3 separate regions of the Homo sapiens genome follow, and all the other regions are linked to region 1. Evidence: chromatin contacts called from ENCODE Hi-C data. All regions are on one chromosome and are shown on one strand. Each heading gives the region's core, a stretch centred on a gene start or an enhancer-like site at or near the end of the contact. The rest is flanking DNA. Distances are from core to core; before and after follow the strand shown.

What was found. Hi-C counts contacts between places; a loop is a spot of excess contacts on that map. Pooled maps may share reads with other maps.
Region 2: a loop to region 1 is called in a map with no recorded cell type, with 10 times the contacts of the local background. The contact joins two enhancer-like sites. A Hi-C loop is called at or near these places in 3 of 37 single-sample maps with no recorded cell type and 4 of 50 pooled maps.
Region 3: a map with no recorded cell type shows a loop between it and region 1 (9-fold over the local background). The contact joins two enhancer-like sites. A Hi-C loop is called at or near these places in 4 of 37 single-sample maps with no recorded cell type and 3 of 50 pooled maps.

What each region holds. Positions count from the first base shown.
Region 1 is chr10:70,574,097-70,578,130 of GRCh38, forward strand. No RefSeq gene overlaps it. Among named protein-coding and RNA genes, the nearest start is that of PRF1, 27 kb to the right of the region's middle. RefSeq lists an enhancer at 2,247-2,376. Within about 2 kb of position 2,320, at least 13 of the 41 ENCODE cell types and tissues checked have a DNase peak (open chromatin) inside an H3K27ac peak, as active enhancers do.
Region 2 is chr10:70,980,491-70,984,524 of GRCh38, forward strand. The region is part of intron 1 of LOC105378350 (a long non-coding RNA gene); the gene reads left to right. Among named protein-coding and RNA genes, the nearest start is that of LINC02622, 43 kb to the left of the region's middle. RefSeq lists enhancers at 474-975, 976-1,475 and a silencer at 2,202-2,281. Within about 2 kb of position 2,126, at least 3 of the 41 ENCODE cell types and tissues checked have a DNase peak (open chromatin) inside an H3K27ac peak, as active enhancers do.
Region 3 is chr10:70,291,173-70,295,206 of GRCh38, forward strand. No RefSeq gene overlaps it. Among named protein-coding and RNA genes, the nearest start is that of NPFFR1, 9.2 kb to the left of the region's middle. RefSeq lists a silencer at 418-628 and an enhancer at 2,274-2,393. Within about 2 kb of position 2,164, at least 2 of the 41 ENCODE cell types and tissues checked have a DNase peak (open chromatin) inside an H3K27ac peak, as active enhancers do.

The DNA of each region.
Region 1 (4,034 bases), core at 1,070-3,569:
GTCTAGTTCAAACTAGCTGAGACCCCGATCCTTCACCCTAGACTGCCCAAGTGCCCAAGGGGTGGCCTTTTGAAGTCAGAGGGCCGACGACAACACCCTCAGATCATGCAAATGCCACCATTTTTGTTGCATGTGCCCTGTGAAGTGCCGTGAAGCCTGACTACCCTTGCTCAGGAGGAACCTGTCACTTCATTTTTTTCCCACTGCCAATCACCTGTCCCCATGATTTAGATCATCCCACTTCCCTTACCTGTAAATATCCTTAAGCCTTATCCTCAAGGGTCGGGTGGGGGTGGTTTTGAGAGCTGTTCTCCCACCTCCTCATGTATTGCCCTTGCAAATCTTTCTCTTTTGCAAAACCCATGTCATCATGATTTATTCACTGTGCAGAGGCAGAATGAACCTGGACCTAGCCAATCTTACTTAACAATTTTTGTATTTTCAGTAGAGGTGGGTTTTCACCATGTTGGCCAGGCTGGTCTTGAACTCCTGACCTCAAATAATCCATCCAGCTCAGCCTCCCAAAGTGCTGGGATTACAGGCGTATGCCACCGCGCCCAGCCCATTTGATGAGTTTTTACAAATGCATACACCTGTGTAATTCAAACCTCTAACAGGATATATAGACTTGCATTGGGGTTTTTAATGTTAAAACTTACAACAATACTTCAAATAATGTCTTCAAACACAAATCTTTGTACAGGTAATAATTAGACTCCTTTGGGTGACATATTTCAGAAAACAGCCCCAGCTAGCTTAAGCAAAGAGGGAGAGTGTAAAAAATATGACTCCATGGTACGGTGGCTCACACCTGTAATCCCAGCAATTTGAGAGGCTGAGGTGGGTGGATCATGAGGTCAGGAGTTCAAGATCAACCTGGCCAAGATGGTGAAACCCTGTCTCCACTAAAAATATAAAAATTAGTGCCAGGCACCTGTAATCCCAGCTACTCGGGAGGCTGAGGCAGCAGAGGTTGCAGTGAGCCAAGATCGCGCCACTGCACTCCAGCCTGGGTGAAAGAGAGAGACTCTATCTCAAAAAAAAAAAAAAAAAAAATATATATATATATATATATATATATGTGTATATATATATATATATGTATATATATATATGTATATATATGTGTATATATATATGTATATATATGTGTATATATATATGTATATATATATGTGTGTGTATATATATATATATGTGTGTGTATATATATATATATGTGTGTGTGTATATATATATATATATATATATATATGACCAGCAGAGGACCATGGCAGGAATGCAGCAGGGACTGGGACTAGGAGGCTGCCCGGGGAGTCCTGGAAGCTCCCTCTGTGTCCTCCATAGGGGTGCACCACTCACTTCTCCCCTCAGGACAACCTGCTGCTGCTGCAGAGAGAACAGTTGGACCACCTTCCAGCAATTGCACCTCTGGATCCAACACAGTGTTCGTGCCAAGGCCTTGCTCCCCCATCCAGCACACTCCACCCACAGGCTGCTGACTGAGCAGGGCAGGGATATAGAGCTGGCTGTGTCTGCCCCTCCATCCTGCAGCGAGGCTGGGAGCCTCCCCATTGGTCTGACCAAGAGTTGCCCAGAGCTATCCTGCAGTGTCAGGCTTGTTGTGTCTACTGAGGAAAGATGAGGTTCATACACATTTGGAAAGGAGAGCTTTATTTCTCATAAAGGGTTGCAACCTGCTGGGTGGTCATTCTGACAGGCTGGGAAACGTAGCCTCTGGCCAGAAGCCAGAAACAGACACTTCGAAGGTGGGGAGAATAAGACAGGGATTTACGCTGAATAGGGTGTCCAGATATACATATTCAACAGGTTATAGGAGCAGCAATGAATATTCACAAAGGGGAGGCAAGGGCATTCGTAGTAGGGTAACATGTATGTAACACGTGTCCCAGATTCACTTTGGGGTGGAGACTTAACATTTAAACATATTACAGTTAGGCCCTCTACATTAAAACGGGAAGCAGAGGACACGAAGGCCCTCTGGGTGCAGCTTCTGGAGACTGGCCAGAACCACTCTGTGGCCAGGGTTTTTTTTTTTTTTTATCAGGAGGGACTGCTTAGCGGTTGCTGTGTCAAGCTGCAAAAGGGGAGGGGCTGTGTTAGGCAGTTGGTTGGTACCAGCGTGAAGCAGTGGTTTCTGTTTAACCCTTAGAGAAGAAAGCCTAATGGTTAGGGGGGGAGGGGGCATAATGAGGCCTGTCCAACCTCCTGTTCCATCATGTCCGGGAACTCCATTTTTAAGGTTTCTCGGGGGTCCCCTAGGCCAAGAGGTGGTCCATTTGGTCAGTTGAGGGGCTTAGGATTTTATTTCTCTGGCTCTTTCCCTCTCTCTTTTTGTGGGTATTAGAGCCACACTGTGGTTTGAAGGCCCTTCCTGTTGCCTTCTGTTTCCTCCTTTGTTCTTCACAGGTGTTTCGCCAAATAGCTTTCTTGCACAGACTTGAACAACCCACCCTCTGCCTTGTCTCAGCCTCTCTGGGCACCTGCTTTGTCTCTGAAGGCCGGCACTGCTGTGGCACTGCTTGGTGAAAATGACCACCCTGGTTTCCAGCTTCACATGGTACAGTTCCAGCAGACTAAGAGCTGGTTCTTGCCCTGCCCTATGCTGCCATCTCAAGAGAGGGGGCAGGTCCTGTCCACGATGGTGGTCATGGGTCAGGGAACTGTTGCTTAATCTTCCCTGTGGATGGAGGAGGCTGTAGCCATCTGGGTTGGTGCCTCCAAATCTGTGGATGGAAGTGCAAACCTCTGGTTATCTCCTAAACAAAGGGAAGCTTCATTTTGAAGGCTTTCCATGTGTACCTTCAGTTTGTCCTTTAGAAATGCCCTGTTTCAGAGTCTCAGATAGCAGTGAGTGGGCATGCTCTTTCCCAGCCTTGCTAGCACTGCCCACAGTTTTATGACTCAGAATGGAATCTCATATTTGTTCAATTTTATTTCTTTTTAACTAATAGTGAAGTTGGATTTTTTTCATGTGTTTTGGCCATTTTTTTTTCTGTTATGAATTGTTTATGTCCTTTGCTGACTTTTTTGTTTGGGCGTTTGTCTTCCTTCCTTTCCTTCTTTCTTTCTTTCTCTCTCTTTCTCTCCTTCCTTCCTCTCTCTTTCTTTCTTTCATTCATTCTTTCTTTCTTTTTGTTCTTCTTTCTTCCTTTTCTTTCTTTCTTTTCTTTCCTTCCTTCCTTCTTTCATTGTTTCCTTCCTTCTTTCCTCCTCTTTTTCTTTCTTTCATTCTTTCTCTTCCTTTTTTCTTTTTGTTCTTTCTTCTTTCTTCCTTTTCTTTCTTTCTTTCCTTCCTTCTTTCTTTCTTTTCTTTCTTTCATTCTTTCCTTCCTTCCTTCCTCTTTCTTTCTCTTTCTCTTTCTCCTTCTCTTTCCCTCACTCCCTCCCTTCCTCGCTTCCTTCCTCGCTTCCTTCCTCTCTCCCTCCCTCTCTCTCTTTCTCTCTTTCTTTCTTTCTTTCTTTCTTTCTTTCTTTCTTTCTTTCTTTCTTTCTCTCTCTCTCTTTTTCTTTCTTTCTCTCTCTCTCTTTTTCTTTCTTTCTGCCTTTCTCCTTTTCTTCTCCCTTTCTCCCTTTCTCTTTCTTTTCTTTTCTTTTTCTTTTTTAAATTCTATGCTGCTTCTGGGTCAGGGTCTTACTTTATCACCCAGGCTAGAGTGCAGTGGTGCAATCATAACTCACTGCACCCTCGACCTCCTAGGCTCAAGTGATTCTCCCACCTCAGCCTCCAGAGCTGGAACTATAGGCATATGCCACCACACTCGGCTAATTTTTGAATTTTCTTTTTTTTGTAGAGATGGGGTCTCACTATGTTGGCCAGGCTTGTCTTGAACTTCTGGGCTCAAGTGATTCTCCCACCTCAGTCTCCCAAAGTGTTGGGATTACAGGGTGAGCCACCACACTTGACCCCTTTCCTATTGATTTGTTAAGATGATAACTTTATCATATATGTTGCATTTATTTTTTAGCTTTAAAATACCATTAGATATACATGCTGTCTTAGAGCCTGTCCT
Region 2 (4,034 bases), core at 876-3,375, 410 kb after region 1:
GCTTAAAGGTCCAACACAGAGATTGGTTAAATAAATTATGGGGCATCCATGTGATGGAATACCATGCAGCCATTAAAAATGATGGCCCAGTAAAAGAATATTTAACGACATGGGGGAAATGTTCACAAGATGTTGTTAAGGAAGAAAAAAAAAGCAGGCTGCAAAACAGCATGTTCTATATGCCTCTGACTTTGCTAAAACAATTATTAAAAAGCAAAGCCCAGGGCCCCTGAAGTTATTTATGATATTGTTATGATATTAAAGACATCAGCCTCATTAATTCCTCTTTCAGTATGGCTCAGCAGAAAGCATGGGAATTTAATGTCTGAAGGCCTGATTCTGAGTCTGGGCTGTGCTCTTTATTAACGGGGTGACCTTGGAGCTCCAGACCTCACTTTCCCTCATCTGTGAAATGGGGATGAGGCCTCCATTGGAATGGTGTTGAAAGATACCAAATGTTGCACAAATGATGTTCAAGGATTGTGTGTGCATGCACGAAAGATCTTGGCAAACTGTACAGAGCTGTACAGATACTGAGAGTAATAGGTATTTTTATTCCCTAATTAAACTTAGGACTCTGTGAGGGCCCCATGAGATGTGACATTCTTCCCTGTCACTCTGCAGCCAGTGCAGCGTCTCACACACTGCAGCGCACAGGAATATGGGTGGGCCTGCCCCCCCACCCCCAGCCTCAGGCCTGCCCTTCTATCCCTTTGGGTCATCTCTGCCTGCCCGGGGCTGGGCTTAGCATTGCCTACACACAGAGGGAGAATGCAGCTGTGGGTGATGCTGTGGCTGGGGCTGTCTAGGGTGTTCCCAGCATCCCTGCCTCCCCAGCCCCTGCAGGACCAGAGGAGTGGCCCGATGCGGAGAGTGCACCAGGTGTGGCTCCAGGGCCAAGGCCCAGCCAGAAGGCAACAGGCCCTCAGCACCTATTATGGACTTTATCTGACTCCTTAGGGAGTCTCAGGGCTGCAGGGGGGCTGCCTGCCTGCCACCTGTGGAGGACTCGGGTCAGGCTGAGGCTGGGCCTGCCCTGTCCTCTCCTCCCACCTCCTTGCAGTGGAGGATGGGCCAGTCACACCTCCTCTCTGCGTCTTTGCTTCCTCCATTACCCCACAGGCCCCTCCTGGCAGGGCTGGGGAAATTTTTACCCACTCTCTGAGGGAGGGAAGTGAGCCCCAGTGATGGGAGGTGGCCTGCTCTGAATCCTGTGGTCACTGAGTTAGGCTGAGCCCCCAGGCCTAGTTCTGCCCCCTGGCCCTCTGGTCATCCCCACCAGCCCCTCAGCGGAGGGAGGGACGTCAAGCCAATAGAGTCAGGTACTTGGGGGGCACTCAGGGAGCAGTCCTGTGCACTCATATTTTCTATTCATCGTTCTCTCTCCACATGCTTTGTATGCTTTTGCTCTGTGCGGCTCCAGGCTAGATAGAGGCTGGAATTGTTTTGGGGGAAAGCTGCAGAGGCAGAGACTGATACAATCTTTCAGGTGTATGGGAAGAAAATAATAAAAGTGGCTCAGTGTGGTGAGAAGATGCTGCAGAAGGTGCTGTTGGGCCTCACCCAGGGCTCCCTTTGCCTGAAGATGGGCCCGTTCCCCAGCTGCTGCTGGGTGACCAGCGCTTACAACTCCAGCGACTTCCCTGGGGGCCAGAGCTGCTGCCCACAAACAGCCGAAGGTGACAGTCTCTCCTGCTGTCAGCCTACTTGGCCCCTTCCGTAAACAGAACAACTTCACTGTGCCATGATTTACTCTCTAAAGGCTCTCAGTGTGTCGGGTCAAGGCCAGGCCTTCCCTAAGACCTTCCCTTCCCTTCCTATCCTGCTCCCCAACCTCCCTCCCATGAGGGCTTTACTGAAGAAGCTGCTCCTTCAGAAAATCTTGTGCCTCGAATCCCTGCCTCAGGCTCTGCCTTGAGGGAACATGTCATGTCGCCTCAAATCCTGACATGCCTTAGCTAAATATAACAGGCATAAACACTACACATTGGAGGCTCTGCCCTAAATAGAAAAGCTTCCAAGCACATTATTTTTAGCAAGAGAAAATAACTTGAACCTATCAGAAAACATGCTAAAGACTGGACTGAAAGTGAAACCTAGAAATTTTCTGGTTTTACAAGCCTGGCTGGAGCTAACATACATTCACGGCAGATGCACACGTGACAAAGATTAGGTCTGTGCTGCACTCAGAGAGAACACGAATCAAACTTTGGCATGGCATGTTCCAGGCAGTGTCTACTGGACTCCAGCCTGTGGTACAGGCAGTATTGGTCAAGCCTGTGCCCAGCCTCTGACAGCCCCTTGCTGGGGCCAGCACCCCAGAGTCCTTCCAGGTCTTGCTCCTAGAACCCACAGGGAATTCCCCCGGTCACAGGGAATGGCTGTTGGCTCAGGCAGCACCAAGTGCAATGTTTTTGCCCCAATCCCTTCTCATCACCTTTCAAACCTCAGCCTCCTCCAGGAAGCCCACAGACATGTTCTATCCTCTTAGCTTCTCCCTCCCTGACTGTCAGCAGGCTTCAGCTGGCTCCATTATGAGCAGCTGGGAACAGAGTTTGGGACACTTTTTGGCCCCATCCGTGTGCACAGGATGGGCACACAGTAGAAAGGAAATGCTGGAGAAATACACACCTTCAGAGCGGGATGACTTGGGCCATCAGACATGCCCTGAATTCTTAGTCTTCCCTCAGGTCACAGGGCAGACATCCTCCCAAGTCATGCATCCTCCTCTGACCACATGTCCAGTGTCTGTTGGTCTGCAGGCTGGAGCTCTGTTAGTCCTGCTCTCTGCCCTATCCTAGTGCCCAGGACAGAGCCTGGTACACAGAAGTCACTCAATCAATGCTTGTGAAATGGGAGAACATCTTGAGAAGTGGCCCACACCCAGACAAGGGAGGATACTGCACACAGACAGGCCTCTTGTCTTCCTCACATGTGCTGGGCCAATGACATGTGGTGAGAAGAGGCTGTAAAGTGAGCCTGCCAGGGCCTCAGGGTGGCAAGGGACAGAGGCTTGCTTAGGCTGCCACAAGGGACAAAGTTTATCTAAGGATATCAAGGTAAACTGTGTTCAGGATCCCACCTGAACAAGCCAAATAACAGCAGCTATCATTTACTGGGATCACGGACTGTGTACCAGGCACTGGCTAAGCATTTTCTACACACTAGTTTACCATTGCAAAGAATACAAAGGAGCAGGTTTTAATGCTCGACATCTAACCCCCTTCCTGGTGGCCCTCTAGGACACCAACCCATCCTTATTATGTCAAGTCCTTGGGAGAAGGGCAATTCCAGGTATTCATTGTCAGACACTAAGCGGGGGCAGATCTTTCCTCTTCCCACCCTAGGGACAGTCAGGAGGTGAGCCGGTATCAGACACCCTCCCAGGACTTTGGATACCCAGGAGGTGAAGCTGGGATGGACGGAAGTGGGTAGAGTTGATATCACAGCATTGGTAGGAGCCTTTGTGTGCTGGGGTTCCAGCAGGAAACATGTGGCACACTCCTAGGGGCTATTGGAGGAGAATTCGATGAGGACAGTGAATTAGTGTATGAGCAGGGCTAAGGAAAACCATCAAGGGTGATACAGTACCCTGAGGCTAACAGTGGGAGCTCTCACCACCCCAATATGAGGGGCAAAGGGAAGGCATGGCCATACCTCTGTAGAGAAAAGCTGTAGGAGCGGCCGCACAGTGGAAGCTATGGCCTTGGTAGAGGGGCCCATCCAAGGAGCTCTTGCCCTTCCTTCTGTGTCCCGCCACCCTCCATCCTCCTAGGACACTTCCTAGGTAGTGGGTGGTGGCAGTGAATGCACATTGTCTGGCACAAGGTCATTGCTAGTTTGCTGGTTTCTGTTTCTTACATTTTCTTGGAAATCTGTTGATCATCCAAATTTCCCTGTAGGCTTTTAGGAGATCTTGTTTTGCTTAAGTTAGCTAGAGGTGCTTTCTGTTGCTTACAACCACAAACTCTACAAGGCATTATATTAGTCCGTTCTTGCATTGCTATAAGGAAATACCTGAGACTGGGTAATTT
Region 3 (4,034 bases), core at 914-3,413, 280 kb before region 1:
GGTGTAAGCCTGAAATTTTTTTCTCATGGTTATGGAAGCTGAGAGTCCCGGATCAAGGTTCCGGCTGACTTGGTTTCTGGTGAGGGTACTCTTCCTGACTTGCAGACACCCCTTCCCGCCATGTCCTCCCATGGCCCTTCCTTGGTGTGTGCACACAAGAGAGAGAGGAAGCTCCCTGGTGTCTCCTTTTATAAGGTCACTAATCCAAGGAGATCAGGTCCCCACCCCAGGACCTCACTTAACTTTCATTACTTCCTATGGGCCCTATCTCCAGTCACATTGTGGGGTTAGGGCTTCGACATAGGAATTTTGAGGGACACATTGAGTCCCTAATGCCCTCCAAGAGCAGAGACCCTTTCTCTTGCACAGCAGCAGGCCCCGTCCTAGCATCCTCCCTGGTCATAGGCCCTCAGTGGGTGTTGATGGAACCCACAAGGCCTGTGTTGGCCTCATACACACACTCCTCATCCTCTAAGCAGAGTCGGAGGCGTGTTCCGAGATGCCTGAGAGGGTTGGTAGGTACCCGGGAGAAGGGTTGGCATGAGGCTGAAGACAGCCCTGTGGGATACCTCCCCTGTGGTGGGGAAGCCAGGCACCTCCCATGGAGACAGTCTATCTCTCGCTGGCTGGAAATGCACACGGGCCTTTGGGGCAAGGAAGTCCATTGGTGTAGCTACCATTTTGAAAAGGCACAGAATCCACAGGAAAGGGGGGGTCTCCGTGTGGTGAAAATATGGCCCCTGGAGTCAGACCCCCAGCACATCCCCAGCATTTTCAGTGTGTTTGTTTATGGTGGTGTGAAAGGAGGGACTGTCCCCTTGAAAAGCAAGGCCAGGGGAGCTGCAGAGAGGCTGAGACCTAGGCAGCAGTGGGGTCCCTTCCTAGGAGCCAGGAGGCATCCCTCCATCTCCTTAACCAGCCTCGGAGGAGCAGTTGCTTCAAAAGGTTGTAAAATGCTTATTAATCAGCTCTCCCTAGGGAAGCAGGTCAGCATCATTATCTGCATTAATAAATGACAAGTGAGGTTTCCAATGGCTGATTCACTTCCACAGCACAGCCGGGGCAGCAGTGGCCACAGAGGAGATGCCAGGAGTGCCACGTAGAGGAGCTCCCAAACCCCAGCGCCCAGTGAGGGCCACAGAAAGAACCCAGAGCATGCAGCCAGGAAACCTGGGCATTCGTCTGGGTTCCACCAACTCCCTGCACATCCTTGGGTGGGTTGCTCCACTTGCTCTTGAACGCTGTGGAACATTCCCTCTAGAACTTGGGGTTCCCATCTACGAAGCAGAAGAGGTTTGGATCAGAACTTTTCCCCTCTGACAGCTCACCTTCTCCTCTGGAGAATCTGCATGCAGGGAGTCTTCCTAGGGTGGACTGGGATGCCCTGAGGAACTCCAGCTGTCTTAGGTTCTGCACCCTGGGTGCAATGAGAGCTTTTTGGGTGAGCACTACTAGGTCAAGAAGGATTCAGGCCACTATATCAGGAAAAACACATCTCTACAAGGTGGTGGGAAAGTGGTGAAGCCTCTTGGGAAGAGGTGGGCAGTTATCGGGGATAGCTGGGGCAGCCCTGGGGCCTCCTCCAGCTTAGATGGGGCCTTCTGTAAACCATTTCTTGGGCCCTGGACACCAATTCTACAAGACATGGACTCTGCTCTGGATTTGAGGCTGGGCATGGTGGCTTACACCTGTAATCCCAGTGCTTTGGAAGCTGAGGCAGGAGGATCTCTTCAGGCCAGGAGTTTGAGACCAGCCTGGACAACATAGCAAGACTCCATCTCTACGAAAAAATTTAAAAGTTAGCTGCGGATGGTGGCACGTGCCTGTAATCCCAGCTACTGAGGAGGCTGAAGCAGGAGGATCGCTTGGGCCCAGGAATTCAAGGATGCAGTGAGATTGTGCCACTATACTCTAGCCTGGGCAACACAATGAGACCCCGTCTCTTAAAAAAAAAAGGCTGGATTTGGATCTGAATTGAATCTGAATTGTGCCCCCAGCCACCAGCCTCGACTAATGTCGATCTTGGCCAGGCTGAACATCTCCTCTCCCCAGATTCTTCATCTATATAATTGAAATAATAGTAGCTGCCTCCTGTGTTGCTGTGGGGGTTAAACGAGGTGAGAAGTGGAGAGCACTTAGTGTGGTCACAGACACCTGGTGAGCTGCTGGTGATGCTTTTCACTTCCTCTACTCTTTTTTGACACCTCTGGTTTTTTCCTTTCACGTCAAGCTTTGGGTGGCTCTTGCCTTTCTCTAAGAGAAACACGGAGCAGCTGATAAATTTGGTCCCAGGAATGTTAACGCTCAAGATACCCTCCCAGGGGAATCTGTTACAAGGAAATATGACCCAAAATCTAGAAAAGAGACAAAGATGATAACTGCATTGTTCAACAGGCCTGCCTGTGAGAATGTACCACTGTAACTTTGTTAGTTACTATTAATTAAAGGCACAGACTCTGTGAGGTTACTTGTTAACTTATGGATTCCTGTCCGGCAGAAAAAAATAACCCCAAGTTGACTTTATCAGCTGGCAGGACATTCATGCCCACAAATCACATGGGAATCCTGTTAAAATGCAGATTCTGATTCAATAGGCCTGGGGAGAGACCTAGACAATACAGTTCTTTTCTTTTTTCTTTCTTTTTTTTTTTTGAGATGGAGTTTCGCTCCTGTTTCCTGGGCTGGAGTGCAATGGCGTAATCTTAGCTCACTGCACCTCCATCTCCCGGGTTCAAGCAATTCTCCTGCCTCAGCCTCCCAAGTAGCTGGGATTACAGGCTCACACCACCATGCTCGGCTAATTTTTGTATTTTTAGTAGAGACAGGGTTTCGCCATGTTGGCCAGGCTGGTCTCGAACTCCTGACCTCAAGTGATCCACCTGCCTCAGCCTCCCAAAGTGCTGGGATTACAGGCGTGAGCCACCGCGCCCGGCTGACACTACAGTTCTAACACACTCCCAAGTGCTGTTGATGCTGATCGTCTGAGGTCCACACTTTGAGTAGCGAGGGCCTGGTCCACTAGGAATTCCCTTCTGAATCCTGGCAGGGGTTAAAATAAGATCATATGGACAGGGCAATGCCTCATCAACAGCAGCAGTCTCATCCTGGTGGGCTTTCAGGCACAGTGGCAGGCTAAGGGACAGCACTGGGGACTGACTGTTCTCTCTTAGCTCATGTACACTGACTCCTGGCCACCCCACTTAGGAAAAGCCCCAGCCACAATACCATGGCTTGTGAGTGTCTGGAAAGACCAAAGTGAGGAAGACTTCCTGGTGTTTTTCAGTCCTTTGGAAGCAAACTCTGCTGGTGAGCACAGGTATTTAATATGGTACCTGAACTTGGGCTGGTAAGTGGATATCACACGGCAGTTCTCTCACAAGCAGAGGCCCCCAAGCATCAGTGCATATCAACCACCTGTCCATTCAGTCATTCAGTAAACATACATGTGTACCCACTATGAGCCAGGCATCACTCCAGGTGCTGGAGACACAGCAGAGACTAAGAAGGACAAAGATCCTTCCTTCATAGGAATTTTATTCTAGCGAGAGTAGACAGACAAGAAGCCATAGATATAAGTAAATTATAGCGTATATTGGAGAAGCACTATAGATAAAGGAAAAGGTGAGCAGGTTAAGGGAGATAAAAGTGACAGAAGTGCAACGGGGCAGGCTGCAGTAGGGTGGTTAGGGTAGACCTCGATTTGAGTAGACTTGAAGGAAATAAGGGAGTTGGCCATGGGAATATCTTGGTGGGTGTGTGAGGGCTGTGGGGAGCAAATGCGAAGGCCCTGAGAAGTGAACACATGTGGGGTGTTGGAGGACCAGCTGGAAGCCAGTGTGTCTGGAGTACGAAAGAGACCACAGAAGTAACAGAGGGCGGGTGATTCCAGAACTCGAAGACCATGGTAAGGCCTGGGCTTTTATACTGAAATAAGTGGAGAGCCATGGCAGGGCTCGGAGCAGATGAGAGAGTTGGGATTTAGAAGGATCCTCTGCGCGCTGTGTGAAGGATGAATAGGGACCTTTTAAGGTGCA